Linked DNA regions of Homo sapiens: region 2 is linked to region 1. Evidence: chromatin loops called from intact Hi-C (ENCODE). Cell type or tissue: heart left ventricle. All regions are shown on one strand. Region 1 overlaps NTN1 (netrin 1). Region 2 overlaps NTN1 (netrin 1).

The links. A loop is a pair of places that touch in the nucleus more often than their neighbours do. Peaks named below come from ENCODE experiments on the same cell type or tissue, not always from the same donor. Only the 100,000 strongest peaks of a DNase experiment are listed, where the experiment ranks them.
Region 2: it touches region 1 in a loop (4-fold over the local background); 14 of 110 quality-filtered maps call a loop at or near these places.

Annotation. Positions count from the first base shown.
Region 1 is chr17:9,101,411-9,109,410 of GRCh38, reverse strand. The region is part of intron 2 of NTN1 (netrin 1); the gene reads right to left. Among named protein-coding and RNA genes, the nearest start is that of NTN1, 84 kb to the right of the region's middle. In heart left ventricle, no CTCF peak of the experiment used is centred here; a DNase peak (open chromatin) is centred at 4,680; H3K27ac peaks cover 2,372 bases.
Region 2 is chr17:9,033,630-9,041,629 of GRCh38, reverse strand. The region is part of intron 2 of NTN1 (netrin 1); the gene reads right to left. Among named protein-coding and RNA genes, the nearest start is that of NTN1, 16 kb to the right of the region's middle. In heart left ventricle, no CTCF peak of the experiment used is centred here; no DNase peak of the experiment used is centred here.

The sequences.
Region 1 (8,000 bases):
ACTGGAACATCCACTAAAATATCACTTAGATAAAGTAACTCACAGACAACACTCTGTATTGTGCAAAGATGCATACATGTAATTAAAGTGAAAAACAGAGAAAGATAAACTGACTATACTATTTGTTTCTGGGAAGAAAGAAATTGAATGGAACTAAAAAGGAAAATGAGAAGTATTTCAAACTTGGCAATGTTCTCTTATTATTTTAAAAAAAGGTCAAAAAGAAAAACACTTCAGGCCAGGCACTGTGCCTCACGCCTGTAATCCTTGCACTTTGGGAGGCCAAGTTGGGAGGATCATGAGGTCAGGAGTTCGAGACCAGCCTGATCAACATGGTGAAACCCCGTCTCTACTAAAAATACAAAAATTAGCCGGGGGTGGTGGTGCACAGCTGTAGTCCCAGCTACTCGGTAGGCTGAGGCAGGAGAATCGCTTGAACCCAGGAGGCAGAGGTTGCAGTGAGCCGAGATCACACCACTGCACTCCAGCCTAGGCAACAGAGGGAGACTCTGTCTCAAAAAAAGAAAGAAAAGAAAAGAAAGAAAAAGAAAAAGAAAAACATTGAAGAGAAAGATATAACTATCCTGTGAAGGAGAATACTGTAACTTCCTAGAGAGTGGGCAGATAAGACAAAGTGTTCTAACTATGCTGAGGACAGAAAGGACCACCAGCCAGCCTTGGGACACCTTCCTGAAGGAGGTGGCGCCAGAGCCTTGAAGGATGAGTGGGCAGGATTTGGAGATGGACCTGAGGATGCCTTCTATACCACCCCACATCTGCTTTCCTGGGCATTCTGGACCAGTCTCACTTGCTATGTCTACTGAATAATGTTTTAAGTTCTCAAATTTTAATACAAACTATAAATGAGTTGAACACTCTATCTTTCAGGATACAATGACCTGTACCATGGGGTGTCTGTGGATTATTTGATCAGCATCCAAAGGCCAGAAAGTCGAAAACCCTCCCCAGACTTCCTCACAGTAGCCTCTGCGTGTGACTCCGGCTCTGCTGATTAGACTTTGATGTGAAGCAGTAGGGAGAGGGCCAGGGTACGAGGCACCCCTTCCTGGGGTGGATTGTGCCAGAGCTATGGTTCTGTGGCTGGCTGCATGATAACATCCCCACCGCCTGCTTCTGTAACTTCCTGATTGTAGCAGCCTTGGTGATCTGTCTGGGGAGCAGGTTGGGGAGTTTGTTCCTGAAAGCTCAGCCCAGAGTCTTTTCTTCAGCCTTCCCAACAATTCTGAGAGTTATCCCAATTCGCATGAATCCCTTCCTCCTTGAATTAGTGGATTCAGTTATTTGTAGAACCCTAACTTACACAAGTTCACTGAATGTTTCTTTGTGCCAAGCCTATAATCTTTGATTACATTCTTTTTTGTCATGAGCCCACAGCCCCTGAGCTAAGCAAGATTTCTTACCACTGTGATCAAACTATGTTTGATGAATGAGGGAGCCAGTGAATAGATGGGTTTCAAGCATTTATGACAAACAGCAGAAAGAAAACTTAGGAAATGTTGTCCAAAAAGGTATCAGGCCAGGGTTTGGCAAACTCTTTTCTGCAAAGGACCAGATAGTAAATATTTTGGGCTTTTCGGCCCATGCAGTTTTTGTCACAGTGACTTAACACCGACATTGCAGTGCGAAAGCAGCTATAACAGTACTTAAACAAATGGGTGTGGCTGTGTGCCAATAAAACTTTATTTACAAAAGTAGGTGGCCAGCCAGATTCTGCCCATGGACCATGGTTTGCCGACCACCACCCACTGTAGGCTACAAATACAATAAAACAATTACCAGAATGTCCCCAGCCTGTGGAGAAGTTCAAAGAAGTCAGCCACAACCTGGGCTTCCACATCCCATTTCCAGCTGAATGAGCCAGGGGTCTAAGTCAGTGGTTCCACGTTCACACAGCGTTCCTCCCGCACCCCCAAACTTTTTTTCTTTCTAACAATGTATAATCTGGAAACAGTCATAACCGGGGAGTAAGTGCCCACATGTCTTTCACATTTTTTGCAACAGCATAAATCACATTTTATCTGAGCATCTAAGATTCTTTTCTCTCAACTGACTGAGGTGCACAGAATTTCCATTTCAGTCTTTAATTAAAATACAGTTAAAACACAAAATGCATATGGAAATTAAATTGGTACAGACATTAGTGTTGGGATTACAAAATGTCTCCAAACAGTTTCACATATGGTAATAATAGCTAAACAAATTTGGCGCTTAAAGGATAACTTCTGCCTCAGAATCATAGAGTTGGAGAGTGTCACAAATACAAGATGTACTACAGTTTTACCTAATACCCCAAGTGTAAATAAGTGTGCTGCTGGGGTCACATGGGGCTTTGACCCAAATTCCACCCCTTCTTTTATCTAGATGAGGGACCACGAGTACATTATCTTTCTGCTGCTCAGCTTCCTCAGCTTTAAATGCGATCAGTATGTGGTTGGTGTGACAAAGGAAATAACCTAAGTGTTTAGCACGGGGTATGGATCCCAGTAAGTGCAAAATAAAGGATCTGTGCTGTGATGATGATGATGATGATGGTGACGGCGAAGATACAACAAAAGGTTCTGAAATGCCATTTTGGGGCCCAGTGTGGTGGCTAATACCTGTAATCCCAGCACTTTGGGAGGCCAAGGCGGGTGGATCACCTGAGGTCAGGAGTTCGAGACCAGCCTGGCCAACATGGTGAAACCCCCGTCTCTACTAAAAATACAAAAATTAGCCGGGCATGGTGGTGGGCACCTGTACTCCCAGCTACTTGGGAGGCTGAGGCAGGAGAATTGCTTGAACCCAGGAAGCGGAGGTTGCAGTGAGCCGAGCGTGCACCACTGCATTCCAGCCTGGGTGACAGAGCGAGACTCTGTCGAAAGGAAGGAAGGAAGGAAGGAAGGAAGGAAGGAAGGAAGGAAGGAAGGAAGGAAGGAAGGAAGGGAGGAAGGAAGGAAGGAAATGCCATTTTGCCAGATGGCAAATCAGTGGTCAGAACCAAAACTACATGTAGGATATTCCGTTCCGTGTGCTAACTCCGAGGCAGGCCTACAGCTTCACACTTCAACCATCTTTGGTTGATAATAACTCACACAAAAATTCTGCCCCCAAGATACAAAACACAACCAGATTTGCCAAGGCACAAACCCTGAGTGCCAAGAGTCAGGTACGACTGCTCCATCTCACCCGCAAGGCAGGTGAGGCAGTGGGCTGGAAGTCCTTCTCTGCAATTAACCACCTGTGTGATCACAGACAAGTCACTTCCCATCTCTGGACCAGGAAGTGTGGTTTATTTAGCGCTTCTCCAACTTTGATGTGCAGATTCTGATTCAGCAGGTCTGGGATGGGGCCCAGGAGTTTGCATCACTAATAAGTTCCCAGGCGATATTGTTGACGCTGCTGGTTGGGGGGCCATGCTTTGGGAGTAGCTGGTCCAGATGGTCTCTTGGTTTCCCCACTCCCCATCCCCACCCAACTAGCATTTCTTTTTTTTTTTAAATCGGAATACCAGGGTGTGTCTGCTCACCATTCATTTCCTCTTCCTTCCCTTCAACCCACCTCCCTCTGTCTTTAGGCTGCCTACTTATCCAGCTCACCTGCACATTTGGGGGACTTGGGGGAGGGGGAGGATTCCCACAGTTCTAAAGAACCAGTGACAAATTGGCTGTACTCTACCAACTGCGTGAGGTCAAGGAGGAGAGAAACAGAGAGAGACAGAGAGACAGAGACAGAGAGAGAGAGAGAGAGAGAAAGAGAGAGAGACAGAACAGATCTCAAGGAACCAAACATCTTTTAGGAGAAAATCCTGTTTCTCAGCTAGGCGCCCTTACTCCCACCCCTGTCCCCACAGGAGCCAGGGATAATATCATGAACACTGAAGAACGCCCACGTTTTGACAGATTTATAACAAAGCCGTCTCCACAGGAAAAATGATTCTGGATTAATGCCTCCTACATCCACCTGCCAGCTGGGAGCATTCTTTTCTCAGCCCCCAAATGTTCCTAAGCCTTTTAAGGCCACCATTCACACACACACACCAGGCTCCAGATACCTTCAGAAAAGGCCCGGAGAGGTGACAGGACACCTAATGAATAAGCCTGGGGTGGGGCAATGCAAAGGGAAGAAAAGCTGGATTTCCTAGGACTGGGCAGATGGAGCAGACCAAGCTGACCCAAGGGGGCTGGCCCTGGAAATCCGGCCCAGGTGTGGTGTCTTCCTGGGGGCTCTTCCTAAAGGCCAGGTGTCAGAGGGCAGCATTCTTTGGGAATGTCCCTGCTGGTAAAGGGGCTAACACCACGTCTTTTCATTCTGAAATGGACGCTCAAAACAAAACACCTGTCCTTGGACTGCCGGGTCTCTCACGGGCCCCACATGGCCAGCAGCCTGCTCCCACGGTGAGACCCAGCCATGGGTCACCCCACCCCTGCCCCACTCAGAGGCACTCACCATCACAGGGGCCTCGGCCTGGTACAGGAACACCTCGTAAGTGTTGAGGAATCTGGCTCTGACTCTGAAATGTCCTGTGAGCAGCAGGTCCCTGGCTGTCAGGTCAGGACTGTGGCCAACCTCGCACTCCCTAGAATAAAGCCCACGTGGGAAATCCTTCCCTTCCGTGGGCCAAATCGCCCCGCCTAAAGTCTCCCTGTCTCCAGGACCTGACGGGAAAGCTGTGCAAGTTCAAAAAAAGGCCAGACCAGGGTGTCATGGTGTTGGACATTCAGCTTTGACGTGCCAGCAAGAGAGAGCGGCTTCATGCCAGCTGGCCCGAGCACCCTCAAATGTGTCGGGCCTGCAGGTCAGCCTTGTGCCCAGCAGGGCTGACCCTATTGCTACCTCCAAGGTCACGCTGGGTCCTTTCCCAGTTTTCCAGACCCCCTCTGCTCTGCCCTCACAGCTCCCCTGCCGGGCTCCTTCCCAGGCCCCGAAGCACAGGAAGCTTTGTACGGCCCATTGCTTCTGCTCGTGTGTCTTTGTCTGTATGTATGTTGTGTTATTATCTGCAATCATCTATTGCAATCACCTATCTTTGTACTATGGTAAAATGCACAAGAAATTTACCACCTTAACCATTTTTAAGTATACAGTTCTATGGCATTAAGTACATTCACATTGTTGCACAATCATCACCACCTCCATCTCCAGAACTTTTTCATCTTCCCAAATTGAAACTCTGTACCCATTAAACACTAACTCCCCATTGCCACTCCCCTAACCTCGGGCAACCACCATTCTGCTTTCTGTCTGTATGAACTGGACTACTCTAGGTGCGTCCTATAAGTGGAATCATACGGTACTTGTCTTTTTTTTTTTTTTTTTTTTTTTGAGATGGAGTCTCTCTCTGTTGCCCAGGCTGGAGTACAGTGGCACCATCTTAGCTCACTGCAACCTCTGACTCCTGGGTTCAAGTGATTCTCGTGCCTCAGCCTCCCGAGTCTCTGGGACTACAGGCATCCACCATCACACCTGGCTAATTTTTTTGTATTTTTTAGTAGAGATGGAGTTTCGCCAAGTTGGTCAGGCTGGTCTTGAACTCCTGACCTCAGGTGATCCACCCACCTCGACCTCCCAAAGTGCTGGGATTACAGGCTTGAGCCACAGCACCCAGCCTAGTACTTGTTCTTTTGTGTCTAGCTTTTTTCACCAAGCATAACAGCTTCAAGGTTTATCCAAGTTGTAGCATGTGTGAGAATTTCCTACCATTTTAAGGCTGAGTAATATCCCATTGTATGTTGTATTAGTCCATTCTCATGCTGCTAATAAAGACATACCCGAAACTGGGTAATTTATAAAGGAAAGACGCTTAATTGACTCACAGTTCACCATGGCTGGCGAGGCTTCAGGAAACTTACAATCATGGCAGAAGGGGAAGCAAACACATGGTGGCAGCAAGCAGAAGTATAGACTGAAGGGAGAGAAAAGCCCCTTATAAAACCATCAGATCTCATGAGAACTCACTCACTATCATGAGAACAGCACGGAGGCAAACTCCCCCATGATTCAATTACCTCCCACTGGGTCCCTCCCACCACACATGGGGATTATGGGAACTACAATTCAAGATGAAACTTGGGTGGGGACACAGCCAAACCATATCACATGTATAAACCACATTTAGTTCATTCATTCATCAATCCATGGACATTTAGGTTGTTTCTACCTCTCGGCTCCTGTGAATCATGCTGCTATGAACATGGGTGGTACAAATATCTGTTCCAGTCCGTGCTTTCAATTCTTCTGAGTATATACCCTGTCAATCACTTTTTAGCTTTTTATTGACATATCAAATTGGTCAGAAAATTTTTTGCTCACAAAGCATACTGCTCATGGAATTTTCACGAACTGAACACATCCATGTGAATCAGCCTCAGGCCAAGAACCAGAACACTATCCCCCCACACTCACCATCAGAAGCCACCTCCTGCCACCTCCTCCACAGTCACTACCCTCCATCCAGCCAGGGTAGCCAATATCGTGACTGCCAACAGCATACATTAGCTTTGCCTGGCTTTGCACTTGACATAAATGGAATCGTAGAGTATGCATCTGGCTTCTTTTAGTCAACATTATGTTTCTGAGTTTTGACTACTTGTTGCATGTAGTTATAGGCTATTCATACTCATTCCTGTATAGCATTCCACTGTATGACATATCACAAGCTACTTTTCTATTCTATTGTTGATGGGCATTCATGGACAGTGTCCAGTTTGGGGCCATTATAGGAGTGTTACAATGAACATCCTAACACATGTCTCTTGGTAAATATATGGACACATTACCAATGGGTATAAACCCAAGAGTGGAATTGCTGCGTTATAAGATGGGCACATGTCAGCTTTAGTAGATGCCGCTGATATGGTTTGGCTGTGTCTACACTCAAATCTCATCTTGAATTGTCGTTCCCATAATCCCCATGTGTTATGGGGATATGGGAAGGACCAGGTAGAGATAATTGAATCATGGGGGCAGTTTCCCCAATCCTGGTCCTGTGATAGTGAGTTAGTTCTCACGAGATCTGATGGTTTTTTAAGGGGCTTCCCCTTCACTAAGCACTCATTCTTCTTCCTGCCGCCATGTGAAGGACATGTTTGCTCCCCCTTCTGCCATGATTGTAAGTTTCCTGAGGCCTCTCCAGCCATGCTGAACTGTGAGTCAATTAAGCCTCTTTCCTTCATAAATTACCCAGTCTCGGGTATGTCTTTATTAGCAATGTGAGAATGGACTAATACAGCCACAAAACTGTTATTTGATATGTTTATACTCCTGCCAGCAGAGTATTTTATCAACACCTGATATTCTTTGTCTTTTCCCATTTTAGGCACTCTGATAGTGCCTTGTGGCTCTAATTTGCATTTTCCTGATGATTAATGGAGTGGAGCACCAGATCATGTTTATTATTTCCTCTTATGTTTTGTTTTGTTGATACAGTCTCTCTCGTTGCCCAGGCTGGCGTGCAGTGATGGGTGCAATCATAGCTCACTGCAGCTTCCAACTCCTGGGCTCAAGCAATCTTCCTGCCTCAGCCTCCCAGCAGCTGGGACTACAGGTACACAGCACCATACCTGGCTACATTTCTTATTTTTTGTAGAGATGGGGTCTCCCTCTATCACTCAGGCTGCTCTCAAACTCCTGGCCTCAAGCAATCCTCCTGCCTCAGCCTCCCAAAGTGCTGGTGTGAGCCACCACACTGGGCCACCCCTTATGTTTTAGGTGCAGTTCACAATCCCCCAATAAGAAGGCAAGGCAGGGATTAGGAAGAAATCCTGGCTTGTGCTGTGTTGTATAAGACAAGGCTAAAATCCCCACTCACCTGGCCAGGTTGCTGTCATGGGCCCTGGACTGGATTAGTCTCAGCTGGTCTGCTTCTCAATCACTGTGTTTGCTCATAACAGGGTCCCAAGGGCCAGGACTTCTGCCAAAAGTGCCAGATGTCACAAGGTTGGCAGTGGCAGATACAAAAAGCCAACAATACCATAAATACAAGTGTGCAATTCTTCAGAACA
Region 2 (8,000 bases), 68 kb after region 1:
AGCATTATTCATAAGAGCCAAAAAATGGACACAACTCAAATGTCCATCAACTGATGAATGAATCAAAATTTGATATGTTTACATAATGGAATTCAGCCATTAAAAGGAAATGAAGTACTGCTATAACATGGATGAACCATGAAAACATTATGCTAATTGAAAGACGTCAGTCACAAAAGGCCATATGTTACGTGATTCTATTTATATGAAATGTCCAGAATAGGCAAATCTGTAAAGATCAAAAGCCTACTTAGGGTGTGGGTGCAGATCAGGGTGAAGGATGGAAAGTGACTGCTAATTCGTAGAAAGCTCCTTTTGGGGATGACAAAAATGTTATAGGATTAGTTTCAGTTATGGTTGTACCAATCGACGAACATACTAAAAACCACTTTCCATGGGTGAATTGTATGACATGTGAATTATACCTCAGAAATCAATTAAAGAAATGCATTACATTAATAGTCAAAGCAGAAAAATGATATGATCATTTTGATTAATATCTAAAGGATTAACATTCTACATATTCTTGAATATTTTTTAAAAAAAGAGCACAGTTTGGGAGTCTCAGGCAGGAGGATCACTTGAACCCAGGAGTTTAAGATCAGCTTGGGCAACACAGCAAGACCTCATCTCTACAAAAATTTCTTTAAAAAATTAGCTGGGCATGGTGCACACCCATAGTCTCAGCTACTCAAGAGTGTGAGGTAGGAGGATTGCTTTAGCCCAGGAGGTTGAGGCTGCAATGAGCTATGATTGATCATGCTACTGCACTCCAGCCTGGGCAACCAATCAAGACCTTATCTCTCCAACAAAAAAACAAACAAAAAAAAAAGTAAGAAAGAGCAACCCTCCCAGTAAGTCAGGAATAGAGGTCTCTCCATTGAGTACAATAAAGAACATCCATATGAAACTAGCAACAAACAACATATTTAACAATGAAACTCTAGAAATGTGCTCACTTAAATCAGTAGTAATACAAGAGTACATTACCATTATTATATATACCATTACTTTGACATTCTATCCAATGCAGTAAGACAAGAAAAATAAATAGTACAAGTATTGGAAAAGAAGGGCTAAAATATTCATATATATAGTTGAAGTCCAGAGAAACTGAAACACTGTGAGAACGAATTAAAAAGAGTTTAGTAAAGCTGAAGGTTGCAAAATACATAAAAATGTATATATAGTTCATAGCTTTTCTATACATTGTAATACCCACTTAGAAAATAAAATGAGAAGGAAAAAATCCCTTTCATAATAGTAATCAAAATTATAAATACATAGAAGTAAACTCTTCTGAAAAAATGTGTGATGCTAATATAAAGAAATTTATGAACCTTACTGAATAGCATAAAAGAAGACATAAATAAATGTAGATGTTCTATACTTCCAAATTGTAAAACTTAAAATTGGAAGGGTATCTACCACACATCTATTGGAATGGCTAAAATTTCTAAAAGATTGGCCATATCAAATGCTGATGAGGAAATGGACTGGAGAAACTAGAACTCTCATACACTGCAGATATAGATGTAAAGTGGTACTACCATTTTGGAAAATAGTTTGACAGTTTATTAAAAGTTAGACCTACACCTACTGTATCATCCAGCCAATCCACTCTTAGGTATTTGCCCAAGAGAGATGAAAGTGTATGTCCATGCAAAGACTTCTAAAAGAATGTTCATAGCTGCTTTACCTGTAATAGCCAAAAACTAGAAACAAGCTAAATGCCCATCAGCAGGTGAATGGAAAAATTGTGGTATAGCAATACAATGAATACCCCCCCAGAAATAAAAAGGATTGAACTATTAATGCACTTAACATGATGGATGAATAAATAATCCAACTAAGCATGGAAGGTGAAAGAAACCAGACCACACGTACCGTATGATTCCATTTACACAAAACTCTAGAAAAGGCAAACAGATATACAATGACAGAAGGCACCATGGTGGAAAGGGGCAGGAGGGATTACCAAGACAGCAGGAACATTTTGGGCTGATGGATATGTTATTTATCTTGATTGTGGTGATGGTTTCACAGGTGTATACATAAGTCAAACTTACCAAGTTATACTTTTTATATATGTGCAATTTACTGAACAATTATATCTCAATAAATCTGTAAAAAAAAATCATCTGGAAGAATCAAAGAGAAACACATAAGTACAATTCATGATTTTGACCAGACTTAAAACCTACTTTTCTGATATCCTAAAAGCCCTATTGGGTACATTTAAATAATCAAATCATTACATACAAGAGACATGTTGATACAGTTACAATGTTTTCAACTATCACCAAGTTCATTTTAACAACACTGCTGTCAAATTACTAATGGCATTTGTAATGAAACTTGACAAACTCATCTAAAGCCAATAAATAAATATATAAAGAAACAAGCAAGCAAGAATAGCAATGAGAATAAGTGAAAATGAACAGATGAATAATGAGTGAATACTGAACCTACCAGATACTGAAATATCCAAACAGATAGAAAGTGGCAGGAAAACAGATTTGTGAAACAAAATGGAAAAATCCAGAGAACAGATCCAAGTTTATATAATACTTAAGCATTTAATAAATATGGCATCTCAAATCAGTGACAAAAAATGATGTTTCTCAATAGTTGTCACTGAATAACTGGCTAAATATTTGATGAAAAAATGGATATCCTTACCTCACACCATATGTCACGATTAATTCCAGATGTGTGAAAGATTAAAATATATTACTTCGAGTTCTGGCAACAAGGTGGACTGAGGTAATGCAGAACCCCTACCACTGCAAGCATCTAGAAATACTAGATGAAATGTAAGTTTAAAAAAATTTAATGAATAGCAGATCTCATAAGAAATAAAAGGAAATCCCCAGGTGCTAGAGGAAAGAAAAATCTGAAAGCCAAAGTGTTAAGAGAAACCCTGAGACCCCAGTGATCATGAGGTGTGTGGGAGGAGGGAGGGAACAGCAGGGAGGATAGAGAAAGGGGAAAGACTGACTGATTATTAGACCTGGAAACAGGCTTTAATGCCTTGAGCTTAGGATTTAGCACCCACACACAGACCGGAGATAAGGCCTCAGGTCTTGCAAGCCCAGGAGTTGCAAATGGGACCCCTGCTTTCTTTATCAAATATTTAATAAGCACCTACTTATGCCAGGCCCCCTGTGAATAAAAGAGAATTCCTGACCTTATGTACCTTAACATTCCAACAAGTGATAGAAAGGAACAAATGGGAGGAGGGGAAAACAATTAAGAACATAATAAATAAGTAAATTAAATAGTGTCTTAGGTGGTATGAGTGTTATGGGGAAAAGGAGTTAGTAGGGGAGGATAAGGGTGATCTCAGGTGTGTGTGTGTGTGGAGAGAGAGAAAGAGAGGAGAAGACAGAGAAAGAGAGAGAGACACAGAGAGAGAGAGTCCGATAGACACAAATAGGGGAGCTGTTTGCAGTATAAATAGAATAGTCCGGGTAAGCCTCACAGAAGTGATATTTGACCAAAGACTTGAAGGAACCTAGGGAGTCATTTATTTGCATATTTGGGCCTATCTCAAGCCCAGACTCAGCTGCTGTACCAGGGCTATAAGCTGTGTACCCACTAACAGCAAGGAGGCCTGGGAGCTGGAACAGACTGAGTGAGCAGCAAAGTGCCAGGAGATGAGAATAGAGAGGAAGCAGGGGCCAGACCACACAGGGCTTTGCAACCGTTGTAAGTGTTCTGGGTGTTCCTCTGAGTGAACAGGGAACTAACACACAGGCAGTTACCTCTGGCTGCTGTGTTAAGAAGAGACCAGGGAGGCTGAGGGACAAAGATAAAGGAAGGGAGACCAGCTAGGAAACTGCAGCTGTAATCGCAGTAGCAGAAAAACCTGGACCTTCCAAATGCCCCCTGGGTCAAAAGGGGACGAAGAAGCTTTGTCCATCGGGCTAAGGTGACAGCAAAAATTTGTCTCTACCTAGAGTTCTGGGTAAAGGCAGAAAAAGTCCTCAGTGAGGGAGAAAAATAAACCCCAGGCCTGGGAAGGTTTAGAGGCCAAGTACATACTCCTCATTTGATATAATAATTTTCAAGATGATTAATTAATGGAAAATTTGGTCCTAGTCCAGTGATACCTCTAGAATGTCTGGCAGAATTAATGCAAAATCATATGGATAGGGGCATTTCCATAACTAACAGCAGTGGGATTTCCACGAAATCCCAAATAAAGATAAGCTCACAGTCAGAAAGTACAAAACACATAAGGAAATCATTCACCATGAGCAAAGGTCAGCAGACAAAATAAGCGAGAGGATCAGTATCCCCAAGAAGTTGAGATCATCCATCAAACTAACAAAGACTATAGGAAAAGTTATGTTTAAGACTATTTACAAGGAAATAAGGCTGAGCAAAAGAAACCAGATATTGAAGAGAACATACAGTATGATTTCAATTACATAAAGTTCAAAAATAGGCAAATTAAATCTATTGTGTTGGAAGTCAAAATGGTGGTTACCCTGGGGGGTTGGGAGGAGCCTTCTGGAAATACTGTATTTCTTCATGTTAGTGGTAGACACAGAGGTGAGCTCACTTTGTGAAAATTCATACACCTGAACACTCATGATTTAAAGAGAGAAGACCAGCTAGCGAACACACTGGAAGGCAAAGAGGGAGAGTCCCATGTCCCCACCCCTGCAAGTGGAAGAGCTGGAGAGTGGGAGGTGGGGAAATTGTCAGTAGGGTTGGAGGGTAGGCCCAAGTGAGGTCCTCCAGTTAGAGCCTGAGCAGTCCTTTGAGGGAACCCCAGTGGAGGGGTAGGGTTGGAAAATGTATCATTCAAGTTATAGAGCTGCTTCTGGTTGAGCAGGGAATGGGGTGAGTTCGTTAAGGAAGACTGAAGAAGTCCTCAGGAAGGCAGTATATTCCACTAGACCTACAGAATATCATTACATGACCTTTGTGACCCAACCCCTCGTTTTACAGGAGAGAACTGAGGCCCAGAGAAGTAAAGACACTTGTACAAAGTCACCTTTGCTTCCCAGTATTACTAGTTTTCCTGTCAGGGAGTATGCAGATTAAAGATAAGTGGCAGGCCAAGCAGGTGACTCATGCCTGTAATCTAAGCACTCTGAGAGGCTGAGGCAGGAGGATTGCTTGAACCCAGAAGTTCAAGGCTGCAGTGAGACGTGATTGCACCACTGTGCTCTAGACTGGATGACAGAGCGAGACCCTGTCTCTACAAAAAAAAAAAAAAAAAAAAAAAAAAAGATAAGAGACGACTTGGCCCAGTGGTGAAAAGCAAGCCTCCAGAGCTGCACTGCCTGGATTCCAATTCCAGTTCTGCCACCTGCTAGCTGTGTGACCTCAGGCACCTTAACTAACCTCCATGTGCCTCAGTTTCTTTGCCTGTAAAACTGTATACAGATATAAATTTGTACAACCACTTTCCACTAAATAGAGAGTTTAACCACTGTCTATTAAAGCTGAACAGGCCAGCCATGGTGGCTCACGCCTGTAATCCCAGCACCCTGGGAGTCTGAGAAGGAAGGATCCCTTGAGCCCAAGAATTCAAGACCAGCCTGGGTAACATAGTGAGACCCCCGTCTCTACAAATAATTTTTTCTTTTTTGAGATAGAGCCTTGCTCTATTGCTCAGGCTGGAGTGCAGTGGCACCATCTTGGCTCACTGCAACCTCCGCCTCCCAGGTTCAGGCAATTCTCATGCCTCAGCTTCCCAAGTAGCTAGGATTACAGGCGTGCACCACCATACCCGGCTAATTTTTGTATTTTTAGTAGAGATGGGGTTTCAATATGTTGGCCAGGCTGGTTTTGAACTCCTGACCTCAAGTGATCCACCTGCCTCAGCCTCCCAAAGTGCTGGGATGATAGGCATGATCCACCATGCCCAACCCTCTACAAATAATTTTTTTTAAATACCCAAGTGCGGTGATGTGCACCTGTGATCCCAGCTACTCAGGAGGCTGAAGCAGGAGGATCGCCTGAGCTCAGAAAGCTGGATGACAGGAGGCTGGGTGACAGAGACCTTGTCTCAAAAAATGTTAAAAATAAAAGTGAAATTGAACAGATGCCCAAACCCTAGGACCCAGCAATTCCCCTTCTTGATACACACCCAGCAGAAGTGCATTCAGATGTGCATCAAAAGACATGGACAAGTATGGTCACAGCAGTGCTACTGTTAATAGCCAAAACCTGGGAACAGCCCAAATGCCTGCCGTAAGTGGAGTGGAGAAATACCCTGTGATACATTTATATCACACAATACTGGCCAGCAATGGAAACTAAGAAACTACTACTATACATGGATGAAGACCACAAATGTAACATGGAGCAAAAGAAGCCAGAATATGATTCCATTTATACCAAGTTCAAAAATAATCAAAACCCGTCTGGGCACGGTGGCTCATGCCTGTAATCCCAGCACTTTGGGAGGCTGAGGCGGGCGGATCACAAGGTCAGGAGATCGAGACCATCCTGGCTAACACAGTGAAACCCCGTCTCTACTAAAAATACAAAAAATTAGCCGGGTGTGGTGGCGGGCGCCTGTAGTCCCAGCTACTCGGGAGACTGAGGCAGGAGAATGGCATGAACCTGGGAGGCGGAGCTTGCAGCGAGCCGCGATCACGCCACTGCACTCCAGCCTGGGCGACAGAGCGAAACTCCGTCTCAAAAAATAACAAATAAATAAAAAATAAACAAAAATAATCAAAACCCATGTATGGTGGGTAGGGGGCGTGGTAACTGGGTGGACGCACAGGTCAGCTTCTGGGTTGCTGGTATGTTCTTGATGCGGGTGCTGGTTATACAAGCGTGTGCATATCATGAATAGTCTTTGCACTGGACACATAATTCATGGGATTTTCTCTACATGTGTTACACTACAATAAAGAAGTTTACTTAAGAATAACAAGGCCAGGCGCAGTGGCTCACCCCTGTAATCCCAGCACTTTGGGAGGCTGAGGTGGGTGGATCACCTGAGGTCAAGAGTTCGAGACCAGCCTGGCCAGCATGGTGAAACCCCGTCTCCACTAAAAATACAAAAATTAGCTGGTCTTGGTGGTGCACGCCTGTAATCTCAGCTACTCGGGAGGCTGAGGTAGGAGAATATCTTGAATCTGAGAGGCGGAGGCTGTAGTGAGCTGAGATCGTACCACTGCACTCCAGCCTGGGTGACAGAGCAAGACTCTATCTTAAAAAAAAAGAAAAAGAAAAAAAAAAAGAATAACAAGCCCTGATAGGGCCGCTATGAGGATTAAATGAGGTAATACTTATAAAGGGCTTAGAACAGTACATGGTGATAATAAAGGCTATAGAAATGTGTGCTGATAAAATCCCAAGGTCTAGGATCAGAACCCTACCTCTGGGTCTCCTTCCTGTACCCCTCCTCTGAGCCCTCTTTCAAGGCAGAACACAGGGCTCCTCACACTCCCCACCCTATCCAATCTATCAAGGTGGTCTTGAGCTGGGCCCCCAGGACACCAAGGCATCAAAGGCACAGACAGCTTAATTTACCCAAGTCCACACTCCTGGTGGAACTGGAATTTAAACCCAGCCAGTCTGAAGTCAAAGACGGGTGTTCTCTCACCATTGTCCCTAATACATGTATCTTGGTATTTCACACTTTAGTAGATAGAATGTTGTGCTCTCTGATCTTGACTTAAAACTAAGTAACTAAGTACTTTCTTTCTTTTCTTTTTCTTTTTTTTTTTTTTTTTGAGACAGAGTTTCGCTCTTGTTGCCCAGGCTGGAATGCAATGGTGTGATCTCTGCTCACTGCAACCTCCGCCTCCCAGATTCAAGTAATTCTCCTGCCTCAGCCTCCCAAGTAGCTGGGATTACAGGCACGTGCCACCACGCCCGGCTAATTTTGTATTTTTAGTAGAGACGGGGTTTCTCCATGTTGGTCTGGCTGGTCTCGAACTCCCAACCTCAGGTGATCCGCCTGCCTCGGCCTCCCGAAGTGCTGGGATTACAGGCGTGAGCCACCATGCCCAGCCAACTAA